Regions from separate parts of the Homo sapiens genome. Here region 1 is linked to region 2. Evidence: chromatin contacts called from ENCODE Hi-C or POLR2A ChIA-PET data. All regions are on one chromosome and are shown on one strand. The core of a region is the stretch at or near the end of the contact, and the rest is flanking DNA. Distances in the headings are between cores, read along the strand shown. Region 1 has its middle 49 kb from the start of TIMD4. Region 2 has its middle 34 kb from the start of HAVCR1.

Region 1 (2,825 bases), core at 96-2,595, 110 kb after region 2:
GCAGTGGCTCACACCTGTAATCCCAGCACTTTGGGAGGCCGAGGTGGCACATCACTTGAGGCCAGGAGTTTGAGACCAGCCTGGCCAACATGGCGAAACCCTGTCTCTACCCAAAATACAAAAATTAGCTAAGCTTGGTGGCAGGTGCCTGTAATTCCAGCTACTCGGGAGGCTGAGGCAGGAAAATCGGTTGAACCTGGGAGGAGGAGGTTGCAGTGAGCCGAGATCGCACCATTGCACTCCAGCCTGGGAAACGGATTAAGACTGTGTCTGTCTCAAAAAACAAACAAACAAACAAAAAGGTAATGCAATCGAATGGAATCAATGTTGTTTTTCCATTTCCATAAGGAAGGAATGTGATGCAGTATGTGCTTCTTACAGCTAATGATTATATGGTGGATCCACAATCAAACCTCACAATTTAAAGCAGGAGTTTCCAATCTTTTGGCTTCCCTGGGCCACACTGGAAGTAAAGGAATTATCTTGGGCCACACATAAAATACGCGAACACTAATTATAACTAATAAGCTAAAAAAATCGCAAAAAAAATCTCATAATGTTTAAGAAAGTTTACCAATTTGTATTGGGCCACATTCAAAGCCATCCTGGGCCGCATGCAAGCTCAATTTAAAGCAACCTAATTCCTCACCATGGCCTTTCTAGGCTAAACACAGGAGATACTATCAATTTGTAATGAGCACCTATTATATTCTGGGTACTCTATTAACTGTTTCAAGGCAATTATCTCATTGACTCCTGACAGCAGCTCAATAAAGCGGGTATATTATTTTGGCTTTGGAGCTAAGAAAACAGAAGCACAGGCAGGTGAAGGAACTTGCTCAAGGTCACGTCGTCCAATCTCCTGTAGCAGAGCCAGGTTTTGAACCAGGCTTGAAGGACTCCACACTCTAACCACTACCCTGTACTTCACAGTGAGGGCTCCAATTCCAGACTTCATGCATATGGCTCTGTAACACTGACCTGCATTGGACTCAAATGGATTTCAGTGTCCTCTGATCCACAGCAACCTGAGTATATCAATGGCTTTCCAGTTACAACCCCATTATAGCTCAATCTTCCCTTGTCCCCATATTATTTACTCAGAATCTGATTTGCATTTGCAGAGGAAGCTGTAAAGGGAGAACCTGGCAGGAAACTTAATGAAGCCAGGTGGGACACATTTAAATGGGAATGTGTTGAACTAACTCATGAAGAGCTAAAGCCAGCTGTCAGCAGGCTTAATGAAAGGTTAACAGGAATCCAGCAATGGGTGGCTGGGGAGACTCTTTGTCTCTCTAAAGAAAACAGGAAGTTGAGAAGTGGGCTCCCTGGGTGGAGGTGAGAGCAGAAGGAGGAAGCCACTCAAAACCGAAAGACTGGGTCTGGAAATAGAGCTTCATTTAGATTTGTAAATATGTTACAGCCTTAAAAAAAAAAAGCACTGTGAGTTCTCAGCTCTCTGAGCATCAAAGGACAGTGAAGGGAAGTGTTCCCGAATAAGATGAATGCTAATGCTATCCAGAGGGAGTTTGGGGAGCACTGGAAATGGCTGCTCGCAAAACAGAAGGTGGATTTGCTGCTTGTGCTGAAAAGGTGCTATTGTGCGGTTATATGCATTATCCATACTGTATGTGAAATAATGGGGTGGGAGCACAGCAAAGACTCGCACACATCTGTCAGTTTCACTCCCATTTTCAGCCAAGGAAACTGAGGCTCAGAAAGGGGGCATGAGTTGCCCAGGTCCCACAGTTAACCAGTGCTAGAGCAAAGCACTAAACTGTGTTTTCTAGACTTGTCTCTGTGGCTAAGATTCTGGAGTTTTCACAGAATCTGCCCTGTTATTGCCCTTCTGGAGTCATGTAATTAAGTTCTTGTTGGTGTGGCCATGCAATTCAGCGTTCCTTTTCCGTAAGCCATCTATCTTAGCACACCCCTGGCTTTATAGTGGGCTGCTGCCCCCAGGAAGAGGAATCAGAATGCAAAAAGCGCACAGCTTGGCTGCTCTGCTGCTCTCCTAGCAGCACCATAACTATGGTGACCAACTTGTCTCAATTTGCTCTGGGCTTTCTTGGTTTTAAAACTCAAAGTCCCACATGCCAGGAACCCCTCAGTCCTGGGCAAACTGGTGTAATCACCCAATAGGTTCTTCCTGTGCCATCTGCACAGACAAAACCAGTTCATTGAGAACACGGCATTGCAGTAGAGAAAAAGTTTAATGGACATGACGCCAGCCACATGGGAAATAGAGTTATTATACAAATCAATCTCCCCAAAGGCTTGAAGGTTAGGGTTTTTATGGACAGTTTGGAGAGCAGGGGTCTAGGGAAAGGGTGCTGCTGATAAATTGGGGATGAAATCATAGGGGTGTGGAACACTTCTTTGTGTGCTGAGTCCAACTCTGGGTGGGGCCACAGGACCGGGTGAATCATGAGTCACAAGGCCGGGTGGGATCTGTTGAAAAAATATTTCAAAAAACCAATCTTAGTTTCTACAGTAGTGATGTTACCTAGATGAGCAACTGGGGAAGTCGCAAACCTTGTGATCTCTGGCCATATGACTCCTGAGCAATAAGGGATTGTGGAAACTATGGGGTCAAAATATGTCAGTTATGCAAAATGGGGTCGACTGTGTCAGATTTCTCTCATCGTTATAATTTTGCAAAGATGGCTTCTCTTGGATGGTTGGTCAACCTAAGTCTATAAACTAGAGATCAAAAACAACCATCCTCTCAGTTCTCTCACTCACAGCCCCTGCTCTTGACTTTATTGCAGTGATCACTTTTCCTGTGACTTTGCAGTTGAACCCAAATGGAATTTAGTTTGTTC
Region 2 (2,763 bases), core at 14-2,513:
GCTTGGTAAATAATTTTTTTTTTCTTTTGAGACAGAGTCTGGCTCTGTCATCCAGGCTAGAGTGTAGTGGCAGAATCTTGGCTCACTGCAACCTCTGCCTCTCGGGCTCAAGCAATTCTCCTGCCTCAGCCACCTGAGTAGCTGGGATAGCCACCATGTCCACTTAATTTTTGTATTTTTAGTAGAGACAGGGTTCCACCATATTGGCCAGGGTGGTCTTGAACTCCTGATGTCAAGTGATCTGCCTGCTCAGCCTCCCAAAGTATTGGAATTGCAGGTGTGAGCCACCGTGCCTGGCCAGGGCTTAGCAAATAATTTCAATGGTGTTACACCTATAAGTCTCTTGCTGTATGGTATCTTTTAAAATAACATTTCTTTTTTGAAACAGTTGATATTGGGTAATTTGGCCATCATCATATACTGTAGAAAAAAATTGTCAAGTGAAAGGGAGAATAGGTAAGAAGGAAGAAAGGGGAGGAATTTAGTGAATATGAATTATTTTCCTTTAGATATATTAGTCTTGTAGATCGCAATGAATTTTTTAAATTACTATTTAAGATATTGTTGAGATTCCATTACCTCCAATCAGTCTTGGGACATTAGAACAGTGGTATAATTAAGACTGTATGTTTAAATTGAGAAATTTTGCACAACTTTAACAAGTAGCAGAACTAATTGTTCACTGATGGCTTTAAAGATGAAATAATTCTGTGAATACATGAAACTGTGAGGGACTCTTCGTGGTTGTCTAGGTTTATTTATATGCATACTCATTAATAAAAGTTTTTTTTTGTTTGTCTCTTGAAAACAAAACAGCTTTGTTTTAACAAAACAGCAATGGAACAAATTTGAAAACCGACTCGATATTTTCTCTGGCTCATCATTTAGTTTGGGTCAGCCATCTTCAACTTGCTGTGAGCTCTAGTCAAAGTGGATCAAATTTGTGGCAAGTCACACAGGTGTCAGGTGCTCTTCAGGAAACAACCCTGAACTCCAGGTTCTAAGGAGCTTAGTAGGGAAGAAATACAAAACCTATCACTTCTGATACTGATTATTACTAAGAGAAAGAATCTTGTGATAGAGACTGGCTTCTCAACTATGGCATTTGGGGACAGAAATCTCTGTTGTAGGGGGCTGTCCTGTGCATTGTAAGGTGTTTGGCGTCATCCCTGGCCTCCACCCACTAGATGCCAGTCACATCCTCCAGTGGTGACAACTGACAATGTCCCTGCGGGCACAGTTGAGAACCACTGAGGTAGAGGGTGTTTGTTGGGGGGTAGGAAGTGGTGTAGCTTTAGCTGGTTGGTCAGCGGCTGCTTCTAGGAAAGAGGTGACATTTAAGTTGAAACCAAGAAAAATGTGTAGGTGGCAGCCACATGAAAATCTAGTGGAAGGAAAACAAATGCAAAGGCTGTGGGGCAGCAGGAAGCTTGTGTATTAAAAGAGAGGATGTTGTGTTCCAATGAGTAAAAAACTAGTGAGTGAGGAGAGATGAAGAGAAGCAAGGCTGAAGAGATGTGCAAGGGGTCTGGCCAGGTGCTGGATGAAAAGGAATCTACAGGCCAGGCACAGTGGCTCACACCTGTAATCCCAGCACTTTAGGGGGCCAAGGCTGGAGGATCACTTGAGCCCAGGAGTTCAAGGCCAGCCTGGGCAACAAAGTGAGCCTCCATCTTATTAAAAATTTAAAAAAGAAAGGAAAAGGGCTCTATGAAGATGTCTGTTTGGAAAAGAGTCCCAATCTTAGAAAACCACTTTTGCATATTAAAAGCTAAACCTGCTACCCATCACCAAATTCTATGTTAACATTCACTAACATGCTTCAGTGACACTATTCTAAGTCAGGTATAGCTCGAGAGTCAGGTTTGTTGGGAGGACAGAAGGATATAGGCAGGGGAAAAAGAGGGGGAGAAGGGAACCTCTTGGCAGCAAGGGGCTTTCCACAGGGCTGTGAGACACCCCCAGGCCTTGCAAGAGGGGTTGTGAAAAAAGAGGGAACTGGCACCAACGTTTGGCTCTAATTGGTTTGGGCCCAAAATTGCTGCTTTGGGAGGCAGTAGTGGGGTGGTACAGGAGCTGATTTTATCCAGTCCACAAATGGATTTTTAAAATAGTTTTTTGATGTATATTTTTTAAGATGCATCAAACCCATGATTTAATGGGTATTGATTAGGATGAATAAAATGTTAAAGTTAATTAATCTAAAATAACTTGAGTGAGTAATAGCAAAAAAGCAATGTGAATACGGCAAAGGTTATGTAGATGCCTGAAGTCGGAGAGTCAATAGATCAAAATCAGCTGGGAGCTTGTTAAAATACACATTTCTTGGCCCTATTTCTAGACATTCTGGTTTAGCAATACAGATGTGACCTGAGAATTTTTGTTTGTTTAAATGACAGAATACAAGCTGCTATAAAATATTTTACATTTCAATAAAAGCATTCAGACTTCATGAAAGAACATGTGGAAATAAGAGCATACGATCATCCTTTACTTCTACTTATTTCAGATGTAAATCTCAGGAAATGAACCCAAAGTCTTTCTTGCAGGGGACTTTGGGTATTGCACTGCCACTTTTGTTTATTTAGTTACTTTTTGAGACGGAGTTTTGCTCTTGTCGCCCAGGCTGGAGTGCAATGGCTCAATCTCGGCTCACTGCAACCTCCGCCTCCTGGGTTCAAGCCATTCTCCTGCCTCAGCCTCCCAAGTAGCTGGGATTACAGGTGCTTGCCACCACGCCTGGCGAATTTTTGTATTTTTAGT

Evidence for each region. A loop is a pair of places that touch in the nucleus more often than their neighbours do. ChIA-PET counts read pairs that join two places held with the same protein, here RNA polymerase II (POLR2A). Pooled maps may share reads with other maps.
Region 1: a map with no recorded cell type shows a loop between it and region 2 (4-fold over the local background). The contact joins two enhancer-like sites. A Hi-C loop is called at or near these places in 3 of 168 maps with a recorded cell type or tissue (GM12878, naive thymus-derived CD4-positive, alpha-beta T cell and natural killer cell), 26 of 37 single-sample maps with no recorded cell type and 15 of 50 pooled maps. POLR2A ChIA-PET finds 5 or more read pairs at or near these places in 12 of 52 experiments (GM12878, OCI-LY7, activated CD4-positive, alpha-beta memory T cell and 5 more).

Annotation. Positions count from the first base shown.
Region 1 is chr5:156,912,716-156,915,540 of GRCh38, reverse strand. No RefSeq gene overlaps it. Among named protein-coding and RNA genes, the nearest start is that of TIMD4, 49 kb to the left of the region's middle. RefSeq lists enhancers at 788-1,733, 1,734-2,825. Within about 2 kb of position 1,345, at least 7 of the 41 ENCODE cell types and tissues checked have a DNase peak (open chromatin) inside an H3K27ac peak, as active enhancers do; they include OCI-LY7 and natural killer cell, where a contact is called at or near this core.
Region 2 is chr5:157,023,976-157,026,738 of GRCh38, reverse strand. No RefSeq gene overlaps it. Among named protein-coding and RNA genes, the nearest start is that of HAVCR1, 34 kb to the left of the region's middle. Within about 2 kb of position 1,263, at least 4 of the 41 ENCODE cell types and tissues checked have a DNase peak (open chromatin) inside an H3K27ac peak, as active enhancers do; they include OCI-LY7 and natural killer cell, where a contact is called at or near this core.